Linked DNA regions of Mus musculus: region 1 is linked to region 2. Evidence: chromatin loops called from intact Hi-C (ENCODE). Cell type or tissue: left cerebral cortex. All regions are shown on one strand. Each heading gives the region's core, and the rest is flanking DNA. Links, peaks and the distances in the headings are about the cores only.

What was found. Peaks named below come from ENCODE experiments on the same cell type or tissue, not always from the same donor. Only the 100,000 strongest peaks of a DNase experiment are listed, where the experiment ranks them.
Region 1: a loop joins it to region 2, with 2.4 times the contacts of the local background. A loop is called at or near these places in 11 of 42 quality-filtered maps.

Annotation. Positions count from the first base shown.
Region 1 is chr9:99,650,719-99,659,222 of GRCm38, forward strand. It overlaps Dzip1l (DAZ interacting protein 1-like), which reads left to right. Exons shown (of 16, transcript NM_028258.4): 8 at 196-336; 9 at 4,142-4,172; 10 at 4,860-4,913. Among named protein-coding and RNA genes, the nearest start is that of Dzip1l, 25 kb to the left of the region's middle. In left cerebral cortex, for the core only: no CTCF peak of the experiment used is centred there; no DNase peak of the experiment used is centred there.
Region 2 is chr9:99,466,011-99,474,514 of GRCm38, forward strand. Nme9 (NME/NM23 family member 9) reads left to right here. Exons shown (of 10, transcript NM_001165957.1): 5 at 2,166-2,248; 6 at 2,617-2,709; 7 at 3,591-3,745; 8 at 4,780-4,920. It overlaps 1600029I14Rik (RIKEN cDNA 1600029I14 gene), which reads left to right and starts at 4,411. Exons shown (of 2, transcript NR_028123.1): 1 at 4,411-4,916; 2 at 8,384-8,504. In left cerebral cortex, for the core only: a CTCF peak has its summit at 3,830; no DNase peak of the experiment used is centred there.

The sequences.
Region 1 (8,504 bases), core at 284-8,283, 180 kb after region 2:
CTGTATACATAATAAATAATTTTTTAAAATAAAAAATCCACCTGCACAGTTTAAAGATCCAGTCTTGTCTCAGGAGAGGTCCACCAGGAGCACTTGGCTGTAGGGACTGCCCTTCTCCCTTGGGGCCCTTGGGGCCCTTGGGTTCCTTGGGTCTATAGCAGACATCTCACTGACCAATCTCCCTGTGCCCACCAGCTGCAGGAGGAGAATGAGAGGCTCCACGTGTCCCTGTCTCAGGACCAGAAGAAAGCAGCTGCCCAGTCTCAGCGCCATATCAATGCCCTCCGTGCCCAGCTTCAAGAACAAGCCAGGCTTATCGAGTCCCAGGAGGAGACGGTAGGTCCTTCCTTTCCCTAGTCGGCGCCTGCAACTGCCAGGCCTCTTCTCTGTGAGGATGGCTTTGGCTCCTTCGGGGCTCATGCAGCTGATGCCATTAGGCTCCTGAAGGGGAGTGAAGAGAAGTTAAAGGCTGTAGCCACCTCCCTCCAGGCTGGAGTAGCACGGTTTCCAAGTGGGCTGTGGCAAACAGCTCATTCTAGCACCAGAGGCCACACAGGACGCCTGGCCCCAGGCTGGCAGTTTGTGTGTTACGTCATTTAAACCTCAAACTACCCTTCAAGATAGGTACTATTTTCTCTTGACCTTTGTTTAGTGCAGTGGTTACCGACCTTCCTAATGCTGCGACCCTTTAATACAGTTCCTCATGTTGTGGTGATTCTCCCAACCATAACATTTACCTTGTTGCTACTTCATATCTGTCATTTTGCTATTATTATGCATTGTAATGCAAATATCTGACGAGCCGGATATGGAATATGTGACCCTCCCCATGGGGGTCATGACCCGCAGGTTTGAGAACCATGGATTTAATGGCGGATGAAACAGGCTTGTTTAGGTCTGCACAGTGATGACACTGGACTCTTGCGAGGCTGGTGGGACACAGAGCCGTGCTCCTTATCTGTGCATTCACAGATGTAACTGCTTAACCCACCCCCTCTCCATAAAGGAACGGCTTCTGAGGAGGTTTTCTATTAAGCCAGTAAGAAAGAAGTTGCTGGCTGTCCAAGTGTCTCCTAAAGCTGGGTGCCATGGCTCTTCACCTGTTCTTGGTAATTTTCCCAACCAGCCTGTACTCAGCTCCCCTCTGGAGGGCCAGGGTTGTGGGAAAGGTGTCTCTATGCCCTCTGAGCCCCACCTGCGGCCTCAGGTTCCTGTTCTCCACATAACCCTGGAGTTACTGTCACTGTCTCTCTCCTTCCTCCTGTCCTCATGCCTCTTGTTAGTTACACTTTTCTGCTCCCTAGCCACATTCTGTCAGTCACTGTATCCACCTGTCACGTGACAGAACTTTTCCTGGGAGACACATCATGCAGATCTACTTACCCCAGATGGGGAACCATGACAGACCAAAGTACAGATACCACCAAAGCCCAACTTGGTGAACCAGTGAGTTTTACTGGGGTTACTTACAGGAGTATGGCTAAGGAGTTACTTATGAGAGTATAAATGTGATACCTGTATCACCAAAGCCTGCCCCAGCATGGGTGACAGCTCACAAAAGCTGGGAACCTGGAGCACACTGCACTGCCTGCAGGCAGCTCAGCAGGCTAGGGAGTGTCCTCTCCAAGAGACTCCGTCGGTCTAGGCTTCTTCCAGGCGGCTCACCAGGGTTCTACTTCTTGTAGGCAGCTCAGTTGGTCTCAGAGCCTTCTTGAAGTATAGCTTGTCAGAGTCTTCTTTGTAGCTTAGCTTCCTGAGAGTGCTACTCTCAGCTTTTATTCCTTATTCTGGCAGGGAGGGGCCTAGTGAATCTGGTCGGTTTCAGGGACTTCCTGAAGCTCTTTTGAGTTGGTTACCTTCCTGCTTAAGGAGTTTACTGCAAGATGGAATGTTTTAGTCTGGGAGGAAACTGCTATATAACACTACTCTTGTCCCCTAGTACCTGCAAACACTGGCCTCTTTGCTTCTGTAAGCCACCTCTAGTTAACCCTGGAACTAGATCCTTCAGATCTATTGCTTGGAAGTGGAAGTTGCTGGCTCACGATAACAGAATAAAGTATTAGTGGTTTATGTTCATCATAGACCCAAAGAGGCAACACTGGCTGGTTGTGGTTAGCACCAGATTGGTACCACTGAGAACTCAGACTCTGATTTCAACTTTACATTCAGCTGTTGTAGTTACAGTTACAAGATAGCATCACAGCCCCAAATGTCATAACATATTTGATGGAAGAAGTTGATGAAAAGGCCTCTTCCCCAAACACTTCAAAAATAATAATTTATTTCAGGTGTGTGTGAGCACGTGCACACCACAGCACACAGAGAGCTCTTAGGGCAAGTCTGTGGGGTTCATTTGTCTTTCTACCTTTGTGTGGATTCAGGAATCTAATCCAGGTCACCGGGCTTGGGCAGCAGGGGCCTCCATCCTCTGAGCTCTCTGCATTAGCTCAAGACATTGGAGACATATGATTGGTCAAAGCTGTGTTGGTGAGCAAATATAACTTTAAAGAAACTGGGTATACTGGCTGGTTTTGTGTGTCAACTTGACACACGCTAGAGTCATTAGAGAGAAGGGAACCTTAGTTGAGGAAATGTCTCCAGGAGATCCAGCTGTAAGACATTTTCTCAGTAAGTGATCAATGGGGGAGGGCCTAGACCATTATGGATGGTGCCATCACTGGGCTGGTGGTCCTGGGATCTGTAAGAAAGCAGGTTGAGCAAGCCAGGGGGAGCAAGACGGTAAGCAACACCCATCCATGGCCTCTGCATCAGCTCCTGACTCCAGGTTCCAGCCCTGCTTGAGTTCCTGTCCTGACTTCCTCTAACGATGGACTTTGATACGGAAGTATAAGCCAAATGAACTCTTTTCTCCTCACCTTGCTTTTTGGCTATGGTGTTTTATCACAGCCCTAGAAAACCCTAGCTAAGACACGGGGAAAGAGTATACTTTTTAAAAAAGGGTTCTTCATTAAAAAAAAAAAGATTTTATTCTGTGTGAATGGGCATTCTCCCTGCATACAAGTATTGTACCATGTGTGTGCTTGGTGCCCTTGGAGGTTGGAAGAGGCTGTGGCGTTCCCCTCGAACTGGGATTAGAGAAGGTTGTGACTAGAGGCTGCTGGGAACTGAATATGGGTAAGAACAGCGAGTGCTCTTAGCTGCTACTTCCTCTCTCCAGCCCCTCATAGTCGGTTTTGTTGTCTCTGCAGTAGAGATAGGTAAGGAGAAACAGTTGGGAATTGATATTAGATGAGAACTTCGACACCAGTACATGGTGATAGAAACCCAAGCTGACGCAGAAGAGAGGACACACCGTATAAGTGAATGGTGCTTCATAGCCCCATAGCTGGGGAGCAGCAGAGTTTGGGAATAAAAGGGACCAGGATGTGACGATGGACAGAGTTTTCCTGTATTGCAGCTCTCTTCTGAAAGTGTTTCTTTTATTCAGAAGCCAGCTTGTTTCTTATTGGTTCCACGTGGCAAAACAAACAGACAAACCAAGAAAACCAAAAACAGTTGGCTGCTAACATTTGACCCTTTGCTAGTTCAGAGCGCTCCATCCAAACACGGATGGACAGCTGCTAACTGTGGTCTGAGGTCAGCTTGCACAAGACTGCTCAGTCTGCAACCTGTGAAAGAGGAAAGAGGAGGCCCTTGTTGGGAAAGGTGTGTTGAGCAGATTAGGGAGTGCCTGGGTCAGGTCTCCAGGCAGGGATGCTGTGTGGCCTCTGTGCTCCCAGGAGCCCTCAGCTCAGGTGTCTGCATCCCTGGTTAGAATTTCTACCTTCTCCTGACTGTCTTACATCAATTTCATCTCCATACCAGCTGTTCCACTCTGTTTCTGTGGCCTCCTGCCCTGAAGGAATGGCTCTCTGAAGACAGTCCTTCTGGTCTCTCATTCCTGAGAGAGCTGAGCAGGCTGTCATCCAGGACTGCTGAGTACCACTCTTCCTTGAGTCTTTCCACATATGCAGTGGGAGATGACATGAGCATGGGGCTGGGTAGTGAGCCTTTAGTGGATGGCATGGCAACAATGGCTGCCCTTTCTTCCCTATTCTGGGCAGATCTCCTGCTCAGAGCAGAACAGAGTCCCTCCAATGTCCTCTGCTGGCTGTAACCTGCTCTATCCTGCCTTTTGCAGATCCAGACTTTGTCCCTCAGGAAGGTGGAGGGTAAGTCTGTCGTGGGAGCTTAGTATCAGTCTTTGGGGGTGTCCTGGGCTCTTTCTCTTCCGCTGCCCAGGTGACTTATGGGTAGAAGTGGTGTTAGCAGTCCATGGGACATGCAGTGTGGTGACAGGCTCTTGACCTGGGCAAGGCACAGGGCCTATGGGAAAGAGGGTATTTTTGCTGAAGGCCTCCCATCAGCTCCCAGAGATTCATACCCGGTTTGATTTGGTCCAGTGGGATGGAGGGGGTGAGAGTCGTGGGTATGGTGTTGATGAGACTGGGCCCTTTAGTCTTTTTGAGTCACCATGTCTGTAGCATGCCATTAATGACAACTGTGCTGGGCCAAGTTCTTCAGGCCCGTCTTTGTATTACTCTGTGTTTAACTTGGGGTGATTGTTATTCCTCTATTTTCCACATAAGGAAACAGACACTGAGTGAGGTTCAGGGACGTCTCAGCTCCCGCACAGCTACTGGGGGATGTGTGTGGCAGAGCTGAGATGTGAACCGGATCTTTCTGCCTCCAATGTCTGTGTTTGTGATCTTTTCCCCTTCTGCCCCTCTGGTAAAGATGAATCTGTGGAGGGCAGGTCCTTACAGGCCAGCACTCACCCCTGGATACTTACTAAACCTTTCTTGTGTCGGGGGTGGGCTGCAGGGTTCTGGTGCCACTAATTGTTCCTGTCTTCTCAGAAGTCCAAGAGATGCCAAAGGCTGTGGCCACAGAGGAGGACTCTTCTGAAGAAGGTGGGTCTCTCTTTTCCTGTCAGTGAAGAAAGCAGATAGGCTGTACTCTCACTCTCTCTCTCTCTCTCTCTCTCTCTCTCTCTCTCTCTCTCTCTCCAATTTATTTATGTATTTAATGTATTAGTTAGTGTATATGAGTGCTCTATCTGAATGTACACCTACATGCCAGAAGAGGGTATCAGATCACACTATAGGTATTTGTGAGCCACCATGTGGTGGCAGGGGATTGAACTCAGGACCTCTGGAAGAGCAGACTGCTAAGCCGTCTCTCCAGCTCCTTTAGTTTCTCTGTAACTGTAATCTGGACACGTGAAACTGTGGTGTAAGGAACTAAGGACACAAGGTAAATATTTCTTCTGCACCTTGTGTGCACCAGGTGTCTTGTTTAAAGGTCTGCAGCGTCACTGAGCCACAGGCTATAGGAGGCGGAGCCAGTGCCTGCAGGGCTTCTGACTCTTGCCTGCCCCTTGTACCTGCCAACCTAGTGCTGTTCGGAGCCGCTGTGGAGATCTCATCTTTCAAATGGTCTTGTTCTACTGTCGCTGCGAAATAGCTGTAGGTAGATCATGGGGAACCTAAAGTCACAAGCCTGTCATGTGGCCTGAAGGAAACTCTCCAAGTTCTAGCTAGAAAGACATTGAGATGAGTGGGTGAGTCCCTATGGCTTTGGTAGACCTGTCATCTGCCTGGTACAGTGTGCTGTGTCCCTTTAGGTCCCAGGACAGCAGGTAACAAGCATGGCATTAGAAATGTAAATTGGCAAATTCTCCCAACCACAGCACAGACAAATGGAAGTAGAATTTTGGAGGACAGGACCCAGCAGTCTATTCCCATGTAGTCTCCCGAGCATTCTGATTCCTGCCTCAAATGACTGAAACTTTCTGCGTGTTAAGACCCATGTTGGGATCTTGCAGCTAACTGGGTGGAGGATTGTGCTACCCCCACCCCCTGCAGAGCTTGTGCAGATAGGCTCTGGACCTCGGCGGCCTTTAAAGCTTTTCAGGCAGTAGCAGTGTGCGGCCTGGGTTGAGGTGTGCATCTCATTGTATACTTACTGAGAGTCACCTGAGGAGGGGGGCTTGGTCAGCTCTTGTCCAACCACAGATTTCAGGGCCTCACCTGCTGCTACAGAAGGTTTGGAGTGAAAAACTCAGAGAATTTTCATACCTTACAAATTACTGGCCGATGATGTTTGGAAGCAAGGCCAGGGAGTTTTTGAAATAAAAATTAAGGTTTCTGACTCATTATCACTAATTTGGGTGTAATTAGCTTGGGTGGCTTTGATGTGTCGCCAGCTTGAGAGTCACCATGTCTGCCCATACGCTCCTTGGAGGAGACAGGATGAGTTTGTCCAGGTCCTGAGCACTCAACAGTAATGGGTTGCTGTCCTCTTGGCACATGTCTTAGTTAGGGTTTTACTGCTGTAAGCAGAGACCATGACCAAGGCAAGTCTTATAAAGGACAGCATTTAATTGGGGCTGGCTTACAGGTTAAGAGGTTCAGTCCAGTATCATCAAGGTGGGAGCCCGGCAGCATCCAGGCAGGCATGGCGCAGGAGGAACTGAGAGTTCTGCATCTTCATTTGAAGGATGCTAGTGGAAGACTGACTTCCAGGCTGTTAGGATGAGGGTCTTAAAAGCCCACGCCCACAGTGACACAGCTACTCCAACAAGGCCACACCTACTCCAACAGGGCCACACCTCCAAATAGTGCCCCTCTCTGGGCCAAGCGTATTCAAACCATGACAGCATAACATGGTCCTTGCTGTCTTGAACACTCAGTGGCTGGGATTATGCACAGGAGACCTGCTCAGCTAGAGCCCGCTAACTTTCAGAGACCCTGCCCCTGCCTGAAGAGTTCTAAGCGGTTAGCAGTAGCTGTGAGGAGGGAGCCCCTTCTTGGGTGGTGTAGCTCTCTGTTGGTTACCCATCCTCCTCTATGTTACCCCAATTAAACTATTGGCTCACCGAGCCAAGCTGGGGTGAGATTGTGTCTTTGGTTTGTCATCTCTGCTCTTTCTGAGGTGACAGACATTTGTCCAGCCTCGGTTGAGGTGGCTGAGGTGATTTTCCTAAAATCAATAACTTGTGGTAAGTGAATCAAAGCGCTCAGGGTACTGGAGCCCCTACAGAAGCAGTTCTCAACCTGTGGGTCGTGTCCTGACCCCCCTGGGTGGCATATCAGATATCCTAACAGATATTTAAATTACAATCCACAACAGTAGCAAAATTATGGTTTTAAATTAGCAACAAAATAATTTTATGGTTGGGGGCGTCATCACAACATAAGAAGCCATATTAAAAGGTCGTAGCACTAGGAAGGCTGAGAACCACTACCCTACAGGCCCTGAAGAACAAATCCTGGAACCCCACCCCTACCCTACCCCCATTTCCATGTCCTCGCCCTCTGTAGCAGTTAGCACGTTTTATTATAACTACTCGTTTTCCTACCCACGGACCAATATTTCTTGAAGTATGGTATATGACACCTCCATCAGGATCATCTGTGCACAGGAATATATAGATTCCAGGACCCTTCATATATATATATATATATATATATATATATATATATATATATATCTTGTGGTCCAGGAATTGCCTCACAAACCACTCAAACACCAGTCTCAGTCAGACAGAGATAGTTTATTGAGCATACACCCCAGGCCTGGTGGACCAGGGCCATGGTCCAGATTTGGGGACTGAACCATGACATTGAGTTAAGATTCCACAGGGTTTTTAAGCCCCAAATCCACAAGCATCTGTGCCAAGTTATTTCACCAGCCAGGATTTAGGGACACGGGATTCCCTCAGGAACACGTCTCTGTTTCACATTCACCCTGTTTCTGATGGTCGGGTATTCAACTGAGGCAGGGGACCTGCCTTGTCTAATATTCATGTCTTAACTTGTCTAAGAAGATGGGTCTTGTCTAACATCCATATCTTACCTTGCCAACCAGGATGTCAGTGACCTATGTGCATGTCTCTTTCTGCCAAGTAGGATGTCAGTTCTCAGGGAGGTTCTGGGGAACTTAAACTTTATTTGACCACTACTTAAAATGGAAGTCTTATTCCAAGTAGTGTTTATAGTGGTGCAGTTGTCTGTCTTGTGTTGGGGTCCATCTCAGGGTCAGCTTATAAAGTCAAACACCATAAAAACTTCTACATAGGTACAGGAATCACTGCTGTGGTTGGTTTGGGTCCAAGCTTATTGTGGGCAACTATACAAAACAGTTCTCCTGACTTCTATCATGGTTGGTTTCCAAGGGCACAGAGCATAACAGAACATCCAATCACTCTTGGCGTTAGAAAGTTTCCTTGTAACAGCAGAACCGTATGAGAAAGTTTCCTTATAATGGCAGGCTAGCCAGATAACTGTTACCTAGGCCTTAACATTTTATCTAGTCCTTAATGTTTTACGTAGGTCCCAACAGTATGGATGGGGTTGACTTGGGAGGGGCCAGGTATGTGCAATTTTAGGTCAAGTAATTCCAATACTTACTACCCTGTAGGAGGAAAGACCATGACCTAGAGAGGGAACTTGAGGGGAAGATACCGTCTGGGGTTTAAATCGGCTTCAGAACAGGCCCAG
Region 2 (8,504 bases), core at 424-8,423:
CTAAGATTTGTGAACTCTGTCCATGTCTTGGGCCGCCCCTCACCTCCATTCCTGCTGACCTGCTGTGGCCTGGCCCTGAACCCATTGCTCCTCAATGGGTGCTCATGAGAGGCCCTCCCTGCTGCCAAAGTCCACAGTCTCCTTTTTTGTTTGTTTTTTTAAAGATTTATTTATTTATTTTATGTATATGAATACAATGTTGCTTTCTTCAGACACACCAGAAGAGGGCATAGGATCCCATTTCAGATGGTTGTGAGCCACCATGTGGTTTCTGGGAATTGAACCCAGGATCTCTGAAAGAGCAGTCAGTGCTCTTAACCACTGGGTCAGCTCTCCAGCCCCAACCACAGTCTCTTGAATCAGAAAGTGGTCACCATAGTCTCTTGAATCAGAAAAGGTTGCTATTCATTGTGCCCATGTGCCTTTCTTCTCTATGCCCCCTTAGCCATGTGTGTGTGTGTGTGTGTATGCATGTATTGGGAGATGGAACCTAGGCCCTCATACTTGCTAGGCCAGTGTCTCAACCTCTGAGCTACAGTTCAAGCCCCCTCTGTCTGGCTTCTGAGATAACATCTTTCTCTTTCTCTGGCCTCTTTTCCTGGGTTTCCCACTTTGAGCTGAGGCTGGGGGAAGAGGCCCACAAGGGCCTTGTCTCCTCTTCCTCTACCCTTTAGGTGATCTCATGAGCCCACCACTTCAACCCAGAGTCAGTCGTAGGAGCGCCTTAACATCAAGTGTCCCCAGCCTATCAGAAATGGTGGCCATAGAAAAATACACAGGCTGTTGCTTAGGGTGACGTACACTGTGCAAGTCAGCTTTCTGTCGCCATTCAAGACACTTGGGATAATCATCTTATATTGGCAAGATGTTTCCTTTGCTCAGAGTTCTGGGGGCTTCTGCCCAAGACCAGTTGGTCCAGATGCTTTAGAGCCTGTGGTAAAGGCTCTAGGCAGGGACATACAGTGGAGCAAGGATCTCACAGCCAGGAAGCAAAGGAGCAAGAGTGCCACAACCTGCCTGTCAGCTACCTCCCAACAGGGCCACAGGATGGGGACCGAGGGTCCCTAGGCGACACTTGTCTAATGGATAGCATACACCTATAAATAGAAAATAGGTGGTGGGAAATGGTGATTCTGTAGAAGATGCCGGTAAGTTACCAAGGGCAAGTTCATGTCAATAGGAACGCAACAGAAATGGGCTCCTGGACCACACAAATTGTCGCTTACAGAATTCCCATAGCTCGGACCTAGGTGGCCCCGGGTCACCAAGGCTGACCCCAAGCGATGTCAAAACTAAAGCTAAAACTGAAACAAAACAACAACAACAACAACAACAACAACAACAACAACAACAACAAAGGCTCACACTGTTCTGGCTGACCTCTCAGGAAACCTGAAGAGGGACAGAGGGGTTTGAAGCTGGAATCTAGTAGCCGAGAAGCACAAAGTTCAGATGCAGAGCGCGGGGCAACCTTTTCTGTCACACACACAAAAAAGGTGAAAAACTGGAAGGGGCCTGGAGAGCGGCTCAGCGGTTAGGAACACTGGCTGCTCTTCCAGAGGACTCGGTTTCTACTCCGGCACTCACAAGGCAGCTCACGTCTGTAACTTCAGACACAGGGAATTCAATGCCTTCTTGGGCCTCCGTGGGTACTGTATGGCCATGGTGCACAGGCATACAGGTAGGAAAAAATATCCATGCCTATAAATTTATTTGGCAAAAGCAAAGGAGTCATGAGAACAAGAAGAAAACCAGACAGGCAGCAGTTAAAGCCGAGAGCCACAAGAGGGGGACAGGAAAGCCTGAGGGTGGCTGGCCCTTGTGTCCTCTGCTCCTGTGTCCCTTGCTCACCCATCTCCAGGCAGCTCGTTCAGCCATTCCAAGTTTGCTTCTGAAGAGTCTTTTGGAAATGTCCACCCCCGTGTGTCCCCAGACCAGAGTTCAGAGAGTCAGACTTTGCCCACCCAAGTCAGGCTGGGGTTCCTGGCTGTGCTCTGGTGCCAGATTGGTGCCATTCCCTAGAGTCTGAGTCTATGGAGACCTGGAGCCCAAGCCTGTCCCTGGTACTTGCTGCAATGGAGCAATGTTTCAGCTGGCACTGAAACAATACTGTCCCTGCCAATGGCTTCCCAGCCATCTGACAGCGCTCCCCTGGTTAATTTCAGCGTCATCAGGAAAGACCTGTACATTGGGCATCATTAAGCCAGATGCAGTGGCCCATGGGAAGGCTGAGGAAATCATCATGAAGGTGGGAGGCGCATGACGTACCTTGAGTAACTGTTCTCAGGTCCCCTGCGGTAGATGCACAGGGATGGGGGCAGCAGGCTCTGGGATGCATTGAGGGAAGAAGGCTTCTGATGAGTTCTAACTCAGATTCTGTTCAAGGGTTACAACACTGTTAGATCTGAGTGGGGGGCTGCTGAGGGTGCTAAGGACCTGCATTGCTTTTCTCTTTTCATTAAGATCACTGCAAGTGTGGCCTTGAGTTACATCTGAGGAATGCACACTTATATGTATATGTACGTGTGCATGTATATATGTATATATGTGTGTGTATATATGTGTGTGTGTGTGTGTGTGTGTGTGTGTATAATGTATATTACATATATTCTGCAGATCCAGGAAGCAGGATTTGACATACTATTAAAAGAAGAGAGAACCCTGACAGAGGCAGAAATGCAAGCGTTCTATCAACACAGAGCCAGAGAGGTCAGCTCATCTGCTTCTATTGGTCCATCTCATCCTCTCTCCTCCTCCGACACTCTGGTGATAGGTTGATAGCCTCTCGGGGGAATAAACATGAAGAACAAGAACATGAACGGCAGGTGGGTGGGTAATGGATTTGCAGCTCAGAATACGATCGGAGCCTGTACTGCTCAAGTATCGTGGCTGCAAGGAAACTATTTTAACAGTCAGCAACGGAATAAAGATGTTTATTAGAAGGATGCTCCGTAACTCCCAGAGCCGATGACAGAGAATGAGAAAGGTTAACAAGGATGCTTGGTGAGAAGGGGGACCAAGGAAAGTCTAGGGCCCACAGACGCCAAAGCCTTAGGCAAACCGCTCAAGACGTCGCCGCCTGCCACTTAATCTTGCTTTCTCTGCTTGCTTCTGCTTATGATTTGCGGGCTTGGGGAGTAGGGCTGAGGGCTGTTATAGGTCACAGCCCCACTTCCTAGGTCAGAGGTGTGATAGTTGCTAAGCATCACGGTTGTGAAATGAGGAACAAGGGAAATGAAGGAGGGGATCTTTTCCAGAGGAGCACTGGTATTGAAGGAGAAGGGCCGCAGTCTACACTGTACCCTTGGAGACCCAATACCCATGTATTACATATCCAAACACCATTCTTTTAGCATGCCACTACCCAACCTAACTCATGCTCCACCACAGTTCATCTTCCTGGGGTCCTGGAGTGTGACTGGTCATCATCAACAGCAGGCTGAGGTGGCCAGGTCACGGCTGAGTGTCTACAAGCTCACAAGGCTGCTTACTAACCCTCCCTTCCAGCACATGGGTAGTCTGGTTGCGCTGGCCTGCTTCAGGTCTCAGTAGTTCCTGCCCCAGGTCACTGTTTCCTTCCCTGTGCCTAGGAGGCATTTGAGAGGCTAGTACATCACATGTGCAGCGGACCCAGCCACCTCCTGATTCTCACCAAGACCGAGGGCACCGAGGATGTAGTCACCGCTTGGCGAACCTTCCTGGGACCTTGTGACCCCAATGTGGCCAGGAGGGAACATCCCGAAAGGTGACATCAGCTGTAGTCCTTTCAGCCACCTCAAGCTTCATTTGGTGTTTGGTTCAGAATCGTGGGTGATGCTGTCAGCTCTGGTAGCCAGGGGGCGCCTTTCTATATATCTGGGAAGTTTTTGACATCTTCTTACTGTCTGAGTTTCTGAGACTCCCCGACATGGGATCCTACCCCACCCCACCCCTCCCAGATTTCTAAAGGCTGCTGCTGAGTTAGGCTCAGTCACAGATCTCAGGGACCTTCCAAGTCAAAGGCAGCAGTACCGCCTGCCCTGTGGACTTCAGCTACCACAGCCAGTGCTATCTGGAGTCAGCTTCCTGTTCAGCACACCTACCTAGACCTGCTCAGCCTGCTCTATGACCCAGTGAGCAGCTAGCTTGGAGTCCACTGTACCAAATCCACGGGCCTTGGCTTTTGAAGCTGACAGAGAGCCATGGTCAGACAACAGGAAAGAACTTAGCAAAAAACAAAAACAAAACAAACAGAAAAAACAAACAGAAAACAAACAAACAAACAAACCTTAAAGTACTTTGCAGTCCTAAGGGACAAGAGCGTCTAACTGAAGCAACTGGGCTAAGCAAAGCGGCAGATGGCTCAGACCTTAGGTTACCAGCTAATGGGTCAAGTCCCTCCTCCGTTTCCGTTCAGTTCAGTTCAGTTCCCTAGGCTGTGAAGTGGGACTATCCACCCGCAGGCAGCACAGAGGCATTTAGAGCGGCGCTCAGCACATAGGTCCTAACCTAGCTCGACCAGGATTAGGGTTCTTATCAAGATCAGTCATATTGCTGCACGAGAGGCAAGGTGCTAGAGCTCAGCTGTGACCCAACAACAGTGGGAGTTGTAGTCTCTCTCTGGGCAGAAACGTTGCCAGACTCTGTTTAACACCCCTGGGCAGCAGGTGCTGGCACGGCTGATACTCTCCAGTTCTCTACAAAGAGCAAAGCAGTCTGGTAGCTGGTGGTCCTGCTGCCAGAGAGCAATGCATTTCTCTTCAAGTGAAACAATTGTTTCTTTTACATTGTACCAACCAGTCTCCGGGCTCAGTACGGCACAGAAATGCCTTTTAATGCTGTGCATGGAAGCCGGGACAGAGAGGACGCCAACAGAGAGCTGGCGCTGCTCTTCCCCAGTTTCAAGTTCTCAGATAAAGACAAGGAAGCTCCACCGGGTGAGTTGATAATGGCTTTATGACTGTGTGTGTGTAAAACTGACGACTTATCTCCCAACTAGCCAATAAAGTCCTGTTCTGAACACAGGTCACCATGTAACTGGCATCACCATTAATCCATTTGGTGCATTCTTGAAGCAGAAGGGTTGCTTTTTAAGACCAACTGGGCTTTTTTTTTTTTTTTTTTTCCTGCTTATGGTGGAGCCCTACTTCCACCCGTGAGACACGTTGCCTTTCTTTCTGCCAACCATGGGGAAAGTCCTATGACTCTAAACAAATCCAAAGTTTATTTTTATAGGTTCGCACACCCACCCTTTGCAGACTGATCACTCTCATCTTCCACCCACCCTCCCTTCCCCACAAATATCCCTCCAGTGTTCCTATCTGTTCATTTTGTTGTGCGATCCATTAAGATTAGCCAGGGCCATCCGTGTGATCGTGGGTTTGAAGCTATCTGTTAGTGAATGACTGGAGGACTCAGAGAGTCCACCACACTCTTAGGGATCTACCAACAGGGAGGGTTTAGAGGTAAGAAGGCTGAATGAAGCTCATGACGTTGACCTTGTGTGGGCCCAGTGCAGGTAACAGCAGCTGATGTGAGCTAATGTTACAACAGTTTTACGAGTCTGGGGCACAGTACCTTCCGGCCCTCTCTTGCACAACATTCCCAGAGCCTTAGAGGGGGTGGTATACGACTTACTTAGGGCTGGGCCCACTCCTGTCACTCACGTTCCCCATCCTGGGCAGCCATGAATCTTTATTCACTGCTGTCAGGAGGGGTTTCTGATTCAGGCTGAGCAGTGACACCTCTGTCTATTGATCTCGGCTCTGGTACTCGGAAGGCTAAAGTTACTAATAATTCAGTTTAGGTAATCATGAGAATACTCCTCCCCAGACTTGGGTGGTTGGCTAGGCCACCAGGCACTGGTCCTATCCTTGGAGAGGGGCTAGAATCCATGCAGACGGCACTTGGTCATTCTATCAACGTTCAAGCTGCTGCTGTGTACCTTGTTCTTCAAATGGCTTCTTAGTACTTGATGAAGTTAATCCTCTGCCCATCCCCCATCCTCATCTCTCCAATCTCAAGGCCTCCTTCCCCGCCTAAACCTTTCTACCCATGCTGCCCCCTTCTTTTTATGTTCTACTATATGCCTTGCCTTAAGGCAATCCTTACCTCACATCACCGTAATTCACATGCACAGTCCACATGCCTCAAACGGTACCAAACAGTTAACACTATGGTCCTCATATGAGATCATAAGGCATTTGTGCATTTGGGCCTGGATTACCTTACTTAAAATAATTTTCTCCAATCCCATCCATTTCCTTGCACATTTCAGTTTTCTTTAGAGCTGAGCAGTAGTCCACCGTGTATGTACAAACCCTGATCACTCATTAGTTGCTTCCATTTCTTAGCCACTGTGAATAGGGCAGTAATGAACAAGAGCTGTTATCCCTGTCACAGGAACTAGAGTCCTTTGGGTCCATGCCCAGGAGTGGTACTTGTTTTTGAGACTCCTCCAGCCTGATTTCCAGAGTGGCTACAGTGGACAAAGGTTCCCCTCCCCCACGTTAGCTACCATTTTGTTACTAGTTGTTATTAGTGTTCTTGAAAGCCATTCTGTTGGCATGAGATGAAATCTTAAACTGGTTTGTTTTTTTTTTGTTGTTTTTGTTTTTTTTGATTTTCGAGACAGGGTTTCTCTGTGTAGCCCTGGAACTCACTCTGTAGACCAGGCTGGCCTCGAACTCAGAAATCTGCCTGCCTCTGCCTCCCGAGTGCTGGGATTAAAGGCGTGTGCCACCACGCCCGGCTTAAAGTGGTTTTAATGTGCATTTCTTTAATGGCTAAAGTCTTTCTGGGGCTTATTTCAAAGCCAGGTGTTCCTCTCTTGTCTCTGTGTCCTCCCCACTTCCCTGGCTTGCTGAGAAACCAGACTGCATAGAAGGGCCCTTCTGGAACCTGCTGTGGCATCCTGTCCCTCAGCCCATGTTAGAGTGGGCTAGGAAGGCTCTCTCTCTCTCTCTCTCTCTCTCTCTCTCTCTCTCTCTCTCTCTCTCTCTCTCTCTCTCTCTCTCCCTCCCTCCCTCCCTCCCTTCTCCCCTCCCTCCATGGGAAACATTCACAGTGCTTGGGCAAGATGGGCCAGGCTATCACTTTCTCCTAATATGGGTGAGAAACCAGAGTCCAAGGTGCAGAGAACATTGATTCTGTAACCAGTGCAAGAACTGGGTCTATCTGGCTGCAGTGAGCAGGAAAGGAACAGTCTAGGAAAAGCCCAACGATGTGGAGGTTAGTTTCTTAGGAGGAGGGAAGTCGGGTGGTGGCAGTGGCCTAGGTAGCCTTTTATACCAGCACTTGGAATGTAGCGGTACATGGATCTCTGAGTTCAAGGCCAGCTTGGTCTATGGAGTGAGTTCTAGGATGGCCAGGGATACACAGAAAAACCATCTCAAAAAAACAAAACAAACAAACAAACAAAAAAAAACCAACAAAAAAAGAGGCAGCTGCAACACAGCTCTAAAGAGCTTATTGCCTGTTTGGATTTTAACCTACATATTTGCCTAAATGTTGGCTGTGCTTAGGGTACCAAGATCTAAACCTCAGCATGTTAGAATGGGTAGTGTGGGGGTTGAGGACCTCGCTGAGGGCACCAGTTCAGGGAGTCAGTAAGCCCTGGGGAGTATGGCTCTGAGGGACCAGAGACCCAAGTTCACACAGCCAAGCACATGTGTCCTCTGGTCCTCTCACTTTAGTGGACACCCCTGCCAGGCCAGCTTTCTTCAGAGCCCATGACACATCTTTGTCCATTCCGGGCCGTTGGCTGGAGGCACAAAGATGTAAATCTGGGCCAGCCTAGGATAGGTGAAAGTGAACTGGCTGCAAACAGCCAACTAGGGCTCCTGGGGAGTACTGGGGATCTGGGATCTGCCACTCTGGTCTCAGCTGATAGAGCGATGGGGATGGTTCTAGAAGGGACTGAGCCCAGATTCCAGGTGGCTTCTGTAAAGCAGCCTCACTAGCAGGAGCACCATCGCTTACTCAGCACCCCTGAGCCCCCACACCCACCCCTATCCCCACCCCGGGCTCTGGAGACAGATCCTGGTCCCAATGTTCATCAGCTAAACAGCCTCTGGAGTGTAACTTACCTTTGTTGAGACCATTTCTTCATGTGTAAAATGGAGACAATGACATGACCATTAAAACCCCAAACTAATAATTCCAAGTTACCATCTTCCTCGCAGTTGTGAAGATGAAAAAAGGTCTAATTGTTCATTCTTACAACCCTGCCATCATCCCTCCTAACACACCTATTAGGAATCCCCTGGCCATCTCACCTGCCAACAAGTTCCAGCTTTGTCCTCTGGTTGGTTGGTTGGTTGGGTGGGGTTTTTTGGGGGGTGGGGGTGGTGAGGTGGTGGCCTAGCTGTTTAGGGAGTGTTATAGAACAATGTTACCCCGCCAGGTGCTGAGGCTCAAACTATGGTGGGCCCCGTGGAGGACCCTTGCATGTCTGAGCGTATCTGAGGACTGGAATGCCGTGTTGTCTTCTGCCGGAATCAAAGTCACAAGGCCACCAGAGGAGC